Regions from separate parts of the Homo sapiens genome. Here region 2 is linked to region 1. Evidence: chromatin contacts called from ENCODE Hi-C or POLR2A ChIA-PET data. All regions are on one chromosome and are shown on one strand. Each heading gives the region's core, a stretch centred on a gene start or an enhancer-like site at or near the end of the contact. The rest is flanking DNA. Distances are from core to core; before and after follow the strand shown. Region 1 holds the start of SOST (sclerostin). Region 2 has its middle 46 kb from the start of ETV4.

Region 1 (5,725 bases), core at 1,770-4,269:
GTGCTTTATCTTGACTGTGGTGGATCCCCAAATTTACCCGTGACAAGATTGCATAGAACTAAGTATACACACACGTGAATGCGTGTGCACGCACACAGTAGAGGTTAAACCACGGGAGATGTGGGTAAGATTGGTAAATTGTGTCAATATCAATATCCTAGTTGTGATATTGTCCTATAGTTTCGCAAGGTGTTATTGTTGTGGGAAACTGGATAAAGGATACACGGAGTCTGCATTTTCTTTTTTTTATTTTTATTTTTTGAGACGGGGTCTCACTCTGTCATCCAGGCTGGAGTGCAGTGGCCCAAGTATGGCTCACTGCAGCCTCGACCTCAACCTCAAGTGAACCTCCCACCTCAGCCTCCCAAGTAGCTAAGACCACAGGCGTGCGACCCCATGCCCAGCTAATTTTTAAATTTTTTGTAGAGACTAGGCCTCACCATGTTGCCCAGGCTTTTATTTCTTATAAGTATATTTAAATTTATAATTATATCCACATTTTAAAATTTTAATTTAAAAAATTACTCTGAGGCCGGGCATTGTGGCTCATGCCTCTAATCCCCAGCACCTTGGGAGGCCGAGTTGGGCAGATCACCCGAGGTCAGAAGTTCGAGACCAGCCTGAGTAACATGGAGAAACCCCCGTCTCTACTAAAAATACAAAATTGGCCGGGCGTGGTGGTGCATTCCTGTAATCCCAGCTACTCGGGAGGCTGAGGCAGGAGAATTGCTTGAACCCAGGAGGTGGAGGTTGCAGTGAGCCAAGATTGTGCCACTGCACTGCAGCCTGGGCCACAGAGAGAATCTGCCAAAAAAAGAAAAAAAAAAAAATTTCAGCCGTACAAGGATGTTCATAGCAACCCTGCTGGAAATAGGAAAAAAAATTGGAAATAACCTAAACTACTCACAATAGGAATCAGCTAAAACCCTGGGGGTTTAATTCCAGGGAGTACTGTGAACAATGACAAGTTTGTGGACTGAGTAAAAATAAACAGCTGTCAATGACTTAACATTAAATGAAACAGCAGAAGATGTCACAGCAGGTTCTCGCTGAGCCATTCAGAGGGGTGTGGATCATTTAGAGGTTCAAGTCCACTGGATTCTTCTTTTTCCTTTTAATATTACTTCACTTCCAAATAAGGAAAGGAAAGGAAAGGAAATCACGTCCAGTCCTGAGACTTGCCATCCTGCAGTCACCCCTCCTTTTGTCTCCAGCAGGTGGCAGACGCGTTCCAGGGATGAATCCCACTGCCTCTGTTTAATGCAGACGGTCCAGCCGCTCCCAACAGCAGGTGGGGCTATAAGCATCCATCCTACCTGCTCAAGGAACCCAGGCATCAGAACTGCTCTCTCCCAAGTCCATTGCAAGAAGGCAGTCGTCTGGTCATGAGAGGGTTAACAGTCCACATTCCAGAGCAAGGGAAAAGGAGGCTGGAGGGTCATAGACAAGGGGAGGTGGCGCGGAGGGCCAGCTTCTCACAACACTACCGGCTCTGCTGGGAGAGATAGATCACCCCCAACAATGGCCACAGCTGTTTTCATCTGCCCTGAAGGAAACTGACTTAGGAAGCAGGTATCAGAGAGGGCCCTTCCTGAGGGGGCTTCTGTCTGGCTTGTAAAACTGTCAGAGCAGCTGCATTCATGTGTCGGATGATGGATGATGGAAAGGAGGACAGTCGGCTGCAGATGGACACAGCGACTTGCAAGTTGAGGCAGGTGGCAAAGGACTTGCAGAGGCTCTGCAGGTGGGGCATGCTGATTCATTGCCCAGTTAAAATACCAGAGGATCTGGGCAGCCTCTTCACAGGAGCTGCTTGTCCTCAAACAATCTGTCTTCAATGAAAGATTCCTCTGGCCTTCCTTTCTCTTCTTGCACCTCAGGTGTGAATCCTTCTCCCCCACGCCTCTACCTGCCCCCCCGCCCCCCGCCCCGGCCCTGTGTGGCTCATTATATGCAGGGCCAAGGCAGCATTTTCTCTTAGCTTCTTTGTGACCACTTGGTCCTGGGATGGCTTCATGGAACACATCCTGTGGTGTGCACCAATGAAGCTTTCCATACAGGACTCAAAACTGTTTTTGAAAAATGTAACCAGCTGGAAGACAAGAAAATAAAATGTCAGCACTAAAAACGCTGGCTGTGGCTTTTGCTAAGGAAAGGAATTTGGTGTTGTCTTCTCACACACACAGACTGGTTGGGGAAATGACTGTCTTCAGCACATCACCCTGCGAGCCACAGTGAGTGCCCTGGCTCAGAAGTGCCTGTCACAGTGCACAGGATCCCTGAGGAGCATGAGCTGGGATTTCCTCTGTGCTGTCCACCACAGGAGCCTGAGTGACCAGCGCATCCTCGATTTGTAACCAGAATCCTGCCCTCTCTCCCAAGCGGGCACCCTTGCTCTGACCCTCTAGTTCTCTCTCTTGCCTTCCAGAGAATACCAAGAGAGGCTTTCTTGGTTAGGACAATGAATGCTGAGACTTGTGGAGTTGGGACCAATGGGATTTCTTTAAAAGCATCTTTTTGCCTCTGGCTGGGTCTATGGGGGTCAAACAGAAACGCCTTGGGCCATTTGTTGGTGGGGTGACAAATGAACTTGGCCTGAGAAATGGAATAGGCCGGGCTCAGCCCCGCGAAGCACTCAGAACTGCACATTTTCTTTGTTGAGCGGGTCCACAGTTTGTTTTGAGAATGCCCGAGGGCCCAGGGAGACAGACAATTAAAAGCCGGAGCTCATTTTGATATCTGAAAACCACAGCCGCCAGCACGTGGGAGGTGCCGGAGAGCAGGCTTGGGCCTTGCCTCACACGCCCCCTCTCTCTGGGTCACCTGGGAGTGCCAGCAGCAATTTGGAAGTTTGCTGAGCTAGAGGAGAAGTCTTTGGGGAGGGTTTGCTCTGAGCACACCCCTTTCCCTCCCTCCGGGGCTGAGGGAAACATGGGACCAGCCCTGCCCCAGCCTGTCCTCATTGGCTGGCATGAAGCAGAGAGGGGCTTTAAAAAGGCGACCGTGTCTCGGCTGGAGACCAGAGCCTGTGCTACTGGAAGGTGGCGTGCCCTCCTCTGGCTGGTACCATGCAGCTCCCACTGGCCCTGTGTCTCGTCTGCCTGCTGGTACACACAGCCTTCCGTGTAGTGGAGGGCCAGGGGTGGCAGGCGTTCAAGAATGATGCCACGGAAATCATCCCCGAGCTCGGAGAGTACCCCGAGCCTCCACCGGAGCTGGAGAACAACAAGACCATGAACCGGGCGGAGAACGGAGGGCGGCCTCCCCACCACCCCTTTGAGACCAAAGGTATGGGGTGGAGGAGAGAATTCTTAGTAAAAGATCCTGGGGAGGTTTTAGAAACTTCTCTTTGGGAGGCTTGGAAGACTGGGGTAGACCCAGTGAAGATTGCTGGCCTCTGCCAGCACTGGTCGAGGAACAGTCTTGCCTGGAGGTGGGGGAAGAATGGCTCGCTGGTGCAGCCTTCAAATTCAGGTGCAGAGGCATGAGGCAACAGACGCTGGTGAGAGCCCAGGGCAGGGAGGACGCTGGGGTGGTGAGGGTATGGCATCAGGGCATCAGAACAGGCTCAGGGGCTCAGAAAAGAAAAGGTTTCAAAGAATCTCCTCCTGGGAATATAGGAGCCACGTCCAGCTGCTGGTACCACTGGGAAGGGAACAAGGTAAGGGAGCCTCCCATCCACAGAACAGCACCTGTGGGGCACCGGACACTCTATGCTGGTGGTGGCTGTCCCCACCACACAGACCCACATCATGGAATCCCCAGGAGGTGAACCCCCAGCTCGAAGGGGAAGAAACAGGTTCCAGGCACTCAGTAACTTGGTAGTGAGAAGAGCTGAGGTGTGAACCTGGTTTGATCCAACTGCAAGATAGCCCTGGTGTGTGGGGGGGTGTGGGGGACAGATCTCCACAAAGCAGTGGGGAGGAAGGCCAGAGAGGCACCCCTGCAGTGTGCATTGCCCACGGCCTGCCCAGGGAGCTGGCACTTGAAGGAATGGGAGTTTTCGGCACAGTTTTAGCCCCTGACATGGGTGCAGCTGAGTCCAGGCCCTGGAGGGGAGAGCAGCATCCTCTGTGCAGGAGTAGGGACATCTGTCCTCAGCAGCCACCCCAGTCCCAACCTTGCCTCATTCCAGGGGAGGGAGAAGGAAGAGGAACCCTGGGTTCCTGGTCAGGCCTGCACAGAGAAGCCCAGGTGACAGTGTGCATCTGGCTCTATAATTGGCAGGAATCCTGAGGCCATGGGGGCGTCTGAAATGACACTTCAGACTAAGAGCTTCCCTGTCCTCTGGCCATTATCCAGGTGGCAGAGAAGTCCACTGCCCAGGCTCCTGGACCCCAGCCCTCCCCGCCTCACAACCTGTTGGGACTATGGGGTGCTAAAAAGGGCAACTGCATGGGAGGCCAGCCAGGACCCTCCGTCTTCAAAATGGAGGACAAGGGCGCCTCCCCCCACAGCTCCCCTTCTAGGCAAGGTCAGCTGGGCTCCAGCGACTGCCTGAAGGGCTGTAAGGAACCCAAACACAAAATGTCCACCTTGCTGGACTCCCACGAGAGGCCACAGCCCCTGAGGAAGCCACATGCTCAAAACAAAGTCATGATCTGCAGAGGAAGTGCCTGGCCTAGGGGCGCTATTCTCGAAAAGCCGCAAAATGCCCCCTTCCCTGGGCAAATGCCCCCCTGACCACACACACATTCCAGCCCTGCAGAGGTGAGGATGCAAACCAGCCCACAGACCAGAAAGCAGCCCCAGACGATGGCAGTGGCCACATCTCCCCTGCTGTGCTTGCTCTTCAGAGTGGGGGTGGGGGGTGGCCTTCTCTGTCCCCTCTCTGGTTTGGTCTTAAGACTATTTTTCATTCTTTCTTGTCACATTGGAACTATCCCCATGAAACCTTTGGGGGTGGACTGGTACTCACACGACGACCAGCTATTTAAAAAGCTCCCACCCATCTAAGTCCACCATAGGAGACATGGTCAAGGTGTGTGCAGGGGATCAGGCCAGGCCTCGGAGCCCAATCTCTGCCTGCCCAGGGAGTATCACCATGAGGCGCCCATTCAGATAACACAGAACAAGAAATGTGCCCAGCAGAGAGCCAGGTCAATGTTTGTGGCAGCTGAACCTGTAGGTTTTGGGTCAGAGCTCAGGGCCCCTATGGTAGGAAAGTAACGACAGTAAAAAGCAGCCCTCAGCTCCATCCCCCAGCCCAGCCTCCCATGGATGCTCGAACGCAGAGCCTCCACTCTTGCCGGAGCCAAAAGGTGCTGGGACCCCAGGGAAGTGGAGTCCGGAGATGCAGCCCAGCCTTTTGGGCAAGTTCTTTTCTCTGGCTGGGCCTCAGTATTCTCATTGATAATGAGGGGGTTGGACACACTGCCTTTGATTCCTTTCAAGTCTAATGAATTCCTGTCCTGATCACCTCCCCTTCAGTCCCTCGCCTCCACAGCAGCTGCCCTGATTTATTACCTTCAATTAACCTCTACTCCTTTCTCCATCCCCTGTCCACCCCTCCCAAGTGGCTGGAAAAGGAATTTGGGAGAAGCCAGAGCCAGGCAGAAGGTGTGCTGAGTACTTACCCTGCCCAGGCCAGGGACCCTGCGGCACAAGTGTGGCTTAAATCATAAGAAGACCCCAGAAGAGAAATGATAATAATAATACATAACAGCCGACGCTTTCAGCTATATGTGCCAAATGGTATTTTCTGCATTGCGTGTGTAATGGATTA
Region 2 (5,725 bases), core at 1,313-3,812, 170 kb after region 1:
GCGCGATCTTGGCTCACTGCCACCTCCACCTCCTGGGTTCCAGCGATTCTCCTGCCTCAGTCTCCTGAGTAGCTGGGATTACAGGCGTGAGTCACCACGCCCGGCTAATTTTGTATTTTTAGTAGAGATGGGGTCTCTCCATATTGATCAGGCTGGTCTCGAACTCCTGACCTAAGGTGATCCGCCTCCTCGGCCTCCCAAAGTGCTGGAATTACAGGAGTGAGCCACCACGCCCAGCCCGTTTACTTTCTTAATAAACTTGCTTTCACTTTACTCTATAAACTCGCCCCGAATTCTTTCTTCTGCAAGGTCCAAGAATCCTCTCTTGGGATCTGGATTGGGCCCCCTTTCAGGTAACATACTCATGACCCCAAAAGCCCTGAGAACCAGCCCTCTCACCAGCAGACCTCCTCCCCTCAACTGAGCTCTACAACTAGCAGGTTGGTTCCAAATCCACAATTCATTCAGTCAACAAACCTCCAGTGATCAGCTTCACTGTTTGCCAAGCAGTAGGATAGAGAAATGGAAAAGACAGTCCCAGCCCTCCCAGTGGGAGGGAACAAAAAATAAGCAGGTGGCCGGACAGGTGGCTCACGCCTGTAATCCCAGCAGTTTGGGAGGTCGAGGCGGGTGGATCACTTGAGGTCAGGAGTTTGAGACCAGCCTGGCCAACATGGTGAAACCCCGTCTCTACTAAAAATACAAAAATTAACCGGGTGTGGTGACAGGCACCTGTAATCCCAACTACTCGGGAGGCTGAGGCAGGAGAATTGTTTAAACCCAGGGGCAGAGGTTGCAGTGAGCCAAGATGGCGCCACTGCACTCCAGCCTGGGTGACAGAGTGAGACCCTGTCTCAAACAAAAAAAAAAAAAAGAAAAGAAAAGAAAAAGGCGGGTAATTGCAGCACAGCAGGGTAAGTTCCACCAATGGAGGAAGTGATCACAGGGGGCTGTAGCAGCATCAGTGTCTCCTGAGATCTTGTTAGAAATGCAAATGTGCAAGCCCTACTTCAGACCTATTGATTCTGAAACTGGGAGGGGCCCAGCAATCGGTGTTTTAGCAAACCCTCCATGCGATTCTGATGAGGGCTAATGTTTGAGAATCAATAAGCTGTAGGAACACAGAAGAGAAAGTGGAATTTTTTTTTTGAGACAGAGTCTCCCTCTGTTGCCCAGGCTGGAGTGCAGTTGCAGTGATCTCGGCTCACTGCAAGCTCCGCCTCCCAGGTTCACGCCATTCTCCTGCCTCAGCCTCCTGAGTAGCTAGGACTACAGGCACCCACCACCACGCCTGGCTAATTTTTTTGTATTTTTAGTAGAGATGGGGTTTCATTGTGTTAGCCAGGATGGTCTCGATCTCCTGACCTTGTGATCCACCTACCTCGGCCTCCCAAAGTGCTGGGATTATAGGCGTGAGCCACCCTGCCCGGCTGAAAGTGGTAGTTTTTTTTTTTTGAGATGGAATTTTGCTCTTGTTGCCCAGGCTGGAGTGCAATGGCATGATCTCGGCATACTGCAACCTCTGCCTCCCGGGTTCAAGCAGTTCTCCTGACTCAGCCTCCTGAGTAGCTGGGATCACAGGCGCCTGCCACCATGCCCAGCTACTTTTTTGTATTTTTAGTAGAGATGGGATTTCACCATGTTGGCCAGGCTGGTCTTGAACTCCTGACCTTAGGTGATCCACCAGCCTCGGCCTCCCCAAGCGCTGGGATTACAGGCGCGAGCCACCACGCCCAGCAAGTACTTTTTTTTTAAATTTAATTTTGTTGTTGTTGTTGAGATGGAGTCTCACTCTGTCACCCAGGCTGGAATGCATTGGCGCAATCTCGGCTCACTGCAACCTCCACCTTCTGTGTTCAAGCGATTCTCCTGCCTCGGCCTCCCGAGTAGCTGGGATTACAGGCATGCACCACTGTGCCCAGCTAATTTTTGTATTTTTAGTAAAGATGTGGTTTCACCATGTTGGCCAGACTGGTCTCGAACTCCTGAGCTCAAGTGATCCGCCTGCCTCCGTCTTCCAAAGTACCAAGACTACAGGCATGAGCCACTGCTCCCAGCCAAGAAAACAGTACTTAACCCTGAATGGAGTGATCAGGAAATGCTTCCTGAAGGAAGAAACTCCTGAGGTGAATCTTCCAGAAGGAGCCTGATGAAGAGGTAAAAAGATGCCCCAGGTGAATGAAGCTGTGTATGCAAGAGCACGGAGGGTAAGGAGTTTGCAAAGAACCACAGGGGTGGGTGGTGGGTTGGCAGCCAAGTGGCTAGAGATGGGGAGAGTGGCTGGGAAGAGACATCGGGAATCAGAGATTTCAGTTTCTGAGTGAAGGAAGGCGAGAGAGTGTGGGTGTGCCGTAGACCCCATTGCAGTAAACAGCCTCGCCTAAACCAGGCAGGGCAGATACCCCAGGCCTCCCCTGGGGCCTAGAAGCCTCCCCATCTCACTCTGCAACTCCTCGGGTTAACCAAAGCAGCATGACCTCATGTGTTATGGCTGCAAAGGCGCGGGGGAGGCCATATCCGGTGTTTGTATTGAAATTAATTGGGGGCTCCTTGGATGATGGAGGCTTTGAGGAATGCACAGGCCCCCGCATATGATCCTGTGAACAATGGTGTCACTTCAGACCACCGAGGCCCCCAGCGGCCCGCATCTGCACGTCCACAGCCCTTCTCGATGAAATAATAATCATAGACAGATATGAATATTTACAATACGAAGCAGCAACTTGCGATGGGGAGAACTCAGGCAAGCACCCCAGAGCTATTTTTAGCCTTGGAAACGGAGCCCCATTTTACCAGGGCAGCAGCGTGTCGATCAGGAAAATCAGGAAAATCCCACCGCTCCCCGCCAAGCCCTGATTTATGATGATTCAGAGGGGAGATGCTGCCAGGAATGGGCCGGGGCCAGGAAAATTTCATCTGTCTGGAATCCGACAGGAAAAAAGAGGCCTGGAAATTTCAGAGGAAGCTGGGATCTGCGCCGGTTACAGCGCCTCTGTGTTCGCTCAGCTGGCTCCTGTTAGCCAGTGAAGGGTCCGCTGAGGAAAAGCGTCAGGCCAGGTTTTTCCATCATTCCAGAACCTTGAGCCTGATCCCCAGGCAGCCGCTGCTCCTGCGACCTCCGACCCCAAACAACAGGAGCCTTCACCAGGTTTCCCCCAGCCCCCCAGCCCTAGGCTATATCTTAAATCAACATCTTTGTTTTTTTGTCTTTTCCCTTACCACAAAAAATGATAGCAAAGTGATTCTATCTTTTTAGCTATTTGTTTAACCAGACATTTAGCACACTTAAGAAGCAGGGTTCAATATGAAAACCAATTAATGCAATTTAGTTTTAATTTCCTCCCCTGAAATGGCCCAGCTCTCCCAAGGTGGCCTTCTCACCCTCCTCTCTGGTGCTGGGGCACCAGGAACCCCTAGCCTCCAAACCTGATGCTACAAGCTCTAAAATGAGGCCAGAGATTAGGATTTTGCTCAAAATCTTGCTGGCAGATCCTAAAGGGGCAAACAAGATGGTGATGGAGTTCAGGACATGCTACCCCAAAATACAGCACCTCGGCAAAAGCAGCAGAAGGAGGAAGATCTCTCTGACTTGCTGCTACTATTCTCCCCTGAAGCAGATCATGAAAGAATTTTCTGTCTTTCTTCTAAAGTAGGTCATAAGACCCTCATTCCAGAGGGGTCCTCCCTATATCCAGAGGAAAGGAATGAAGAAGCAGAGAAGAATCTGAAGAAACAGGCCTTGCTAAGCTCCCCCAAGTTGATTACTATTAGATCATACCCCCTTTCTTCCATCATATTTCTTCTTCTTTTTTTTTTTTGAGATGGAGTCTCGCTCTGTCTCCCAGGCTGGAGTGCAGTAGTGTGTTCTCCGCTCACTGCAACCTCTACCTCCTGGGTTCCAGCAATTCTCCTGTCTCAGCCTCCCGAGTAGCTGGGATTACAGGCGTGCGCTACCATGCCCAGCTAATTGTTTGTATTTTTAGTAGAGACGGGGTTTCATCCTGTTGGCCAGGCTGGTGTTGAACTCCTGACCTCAAGTGATCCACCCGCCTCGGCCTCCCAAAGTGCTGGGATTACAGGCGTGAGCCACCACGCCTGGCCTCGTCCATCATGTTTCTACACAACGCTCTACTCCTCATTAAACCTAAGCATAAAATATACACAGTATTCCCTATTTCCCTGGGTCTTCATCTCCCATGTCACGGAAACTTATTATATAAATGTGTATGCTTTTCTCTTGTTAATCTATCTTTTGTTATAGGGATCTCAAGCCATGAACTTTGTGACAGATAAGGAAAAGATATATGCCTAGAAGTGGAAATTAAAAGTTTTTTTTAAATAAAAGTAATAGATATTACTCTTTCCCCCCTACAATGGCATCCTTTCCATCCATTCATTCCTTCATTCATTTACTTAATGCCTATTTTGTGCCAGAGTCTGTACTGGGGGTAGGGGGATGGTTTTCGGGGGGATACAAAATGGACATCGCCTGCCTTCAAGGAGCTCACAGTTTGGTGGGGGACACAGACCTGTAAATAGGTTTAACTATGGTGCAGAGGAACAAATGGGGTAACAGCTAAGCAGAGAGGAGTCAGGAAGCACGGAGAAGACTCTTGGGGCTGGCTCAGAGGCAGACGAGAGGAGAAAACGTATCAAAGGAAAGGGACTGTGTGTATAAAGACAGAAGCAGGAAAGAAAGGGGACACACTTACCCCACAACATGAGGAGTCTGGTGTGACTGCAGCGTAGGATCCACGGGCAGCTGGTCCGACTCAGGGAGGCAATTTGTTCTGTTAAAGAAAAAATTATTCTTTTTTTTTGAGACAGAGTCTCACTCTGTCACCCAGGCTAGAGTCCAGTGGCACCGTGTTGGCTCACTGCAACCTCCGTCTCCTGGGTTCAAGCAATTCTCCTGCCTCAGCCTCCCGAGTAGCTGGGATTACAGGCATCCACCACCACCCCCGGCTAGTTTATATATATATGTATATATAAACTATATATATAAAAACTATATATATAAACCATATATATAAACTATAAACTATATATATAAACCATATATATAAACTATATATATATATATGGTTTTTTTTTTTTTTTGAGACAGAGTCTCACACTCTCACCCAGGCTGGAGTGCAATGGCGCGATCTCGGCTCACTGCAAGCTCCGCCTCCTGGGTTCACGCCATTCTCCTGCCTCAGCCTCCTGAGTAGCTGGGACTACAGGCGCCCGCCACCACACCAGGCTAATTTTTTGTATTTTTAGTAGAGACGGGGTTTCACCATGTTAGCCAGGATGGTCTCGATCTTCTGACCTTGTGATCCTCCTGCCTCAGCCTCCCAAAGTGCTGGGCTTACAGGCACGAACCACCACGCCCGCCTTTAGTTTTTATATTTTTAGTAGAGATGGGTTTTCACCATGTTGGGCAGGCTGGTCTCAAACTCCTGACCTCAGCTGATCCACCCGCCTCAGCCTCCCAAAGTGCTGGGATTGCAAGCATGAACCACCGTGCCCGGCTGAGAAAAAATTATTCTTAACACTTATTAAAGACAGTAAGGAAGATCTTATTTAAGGGGGGCGGGGCTGCTACACTGGGGTTTGGCAATAGGGAAAAGCGATCAAAGACAACAAGGACAAGTGGAGATTTATAGCCAAGGAACAGGGTGGGGTCAGTGGATGGAAAATCACTAAGGAGAAGCATTCAGGCCAGGGGATTCCTGCTGAA

The links. Hi-C counts contacts between places; a loop is a spot of excess contacts on that map. ChIA-PET counts read pairs that join two places held with the same protein, here RNA polymerase II (POLR2A). Pooled maps may share reads with other maps.
Region 2: a map of upper lobe of right lung shows a loop between it and region 1 (3-fold over the local background). The contact joins the enhancer-like site here to the promoter of SOST in region 1. A Hi-C loop is called at or near these places in 9 of 168 maps with a recorded cell type or tissue (CD14-positive monocyte, DLD1, GM12878 and 6 more) and 3 of 50 pooled maps. POLR2A ChIA-PET finds 5 or more read pairs at or near these places in 4 of 52 experiments (GM12878, H1, HepG2 and 1 more).

Annotation. Positions count from the first base shown.
Region 1 is chr17:43,756,085-43,761,809 of GRCh38, reverse strand. It overlaps SOST (sclerostin), which reads left to right and starts at 3,019. Exons shown (of 2, transcript NM_025237.3): 1 at 3,019-3,288. The coding sequence starts at 3,069. RefSeq lists a silencer at 1,075-1,369.
Region 2 is chr17:43,589,153-43,594,877 of GRCh38, reverse strand. No RefSeq gene overlaps it. Among named protein-coding and RNA genes, the nearest start is that of ETV4, 46 kb to the right of the region's middle. RefSeq lists an enhancer at 2,196-2,695. Within about 2 kb of position 2,562, at least 21 of the 41 ENCODE cell types and tissues checked have a DNase peak (open chromatin) inside an H3K27ac peak, as active enhancers do; they include upper lobe of right lung, where a contact is called at or near this core.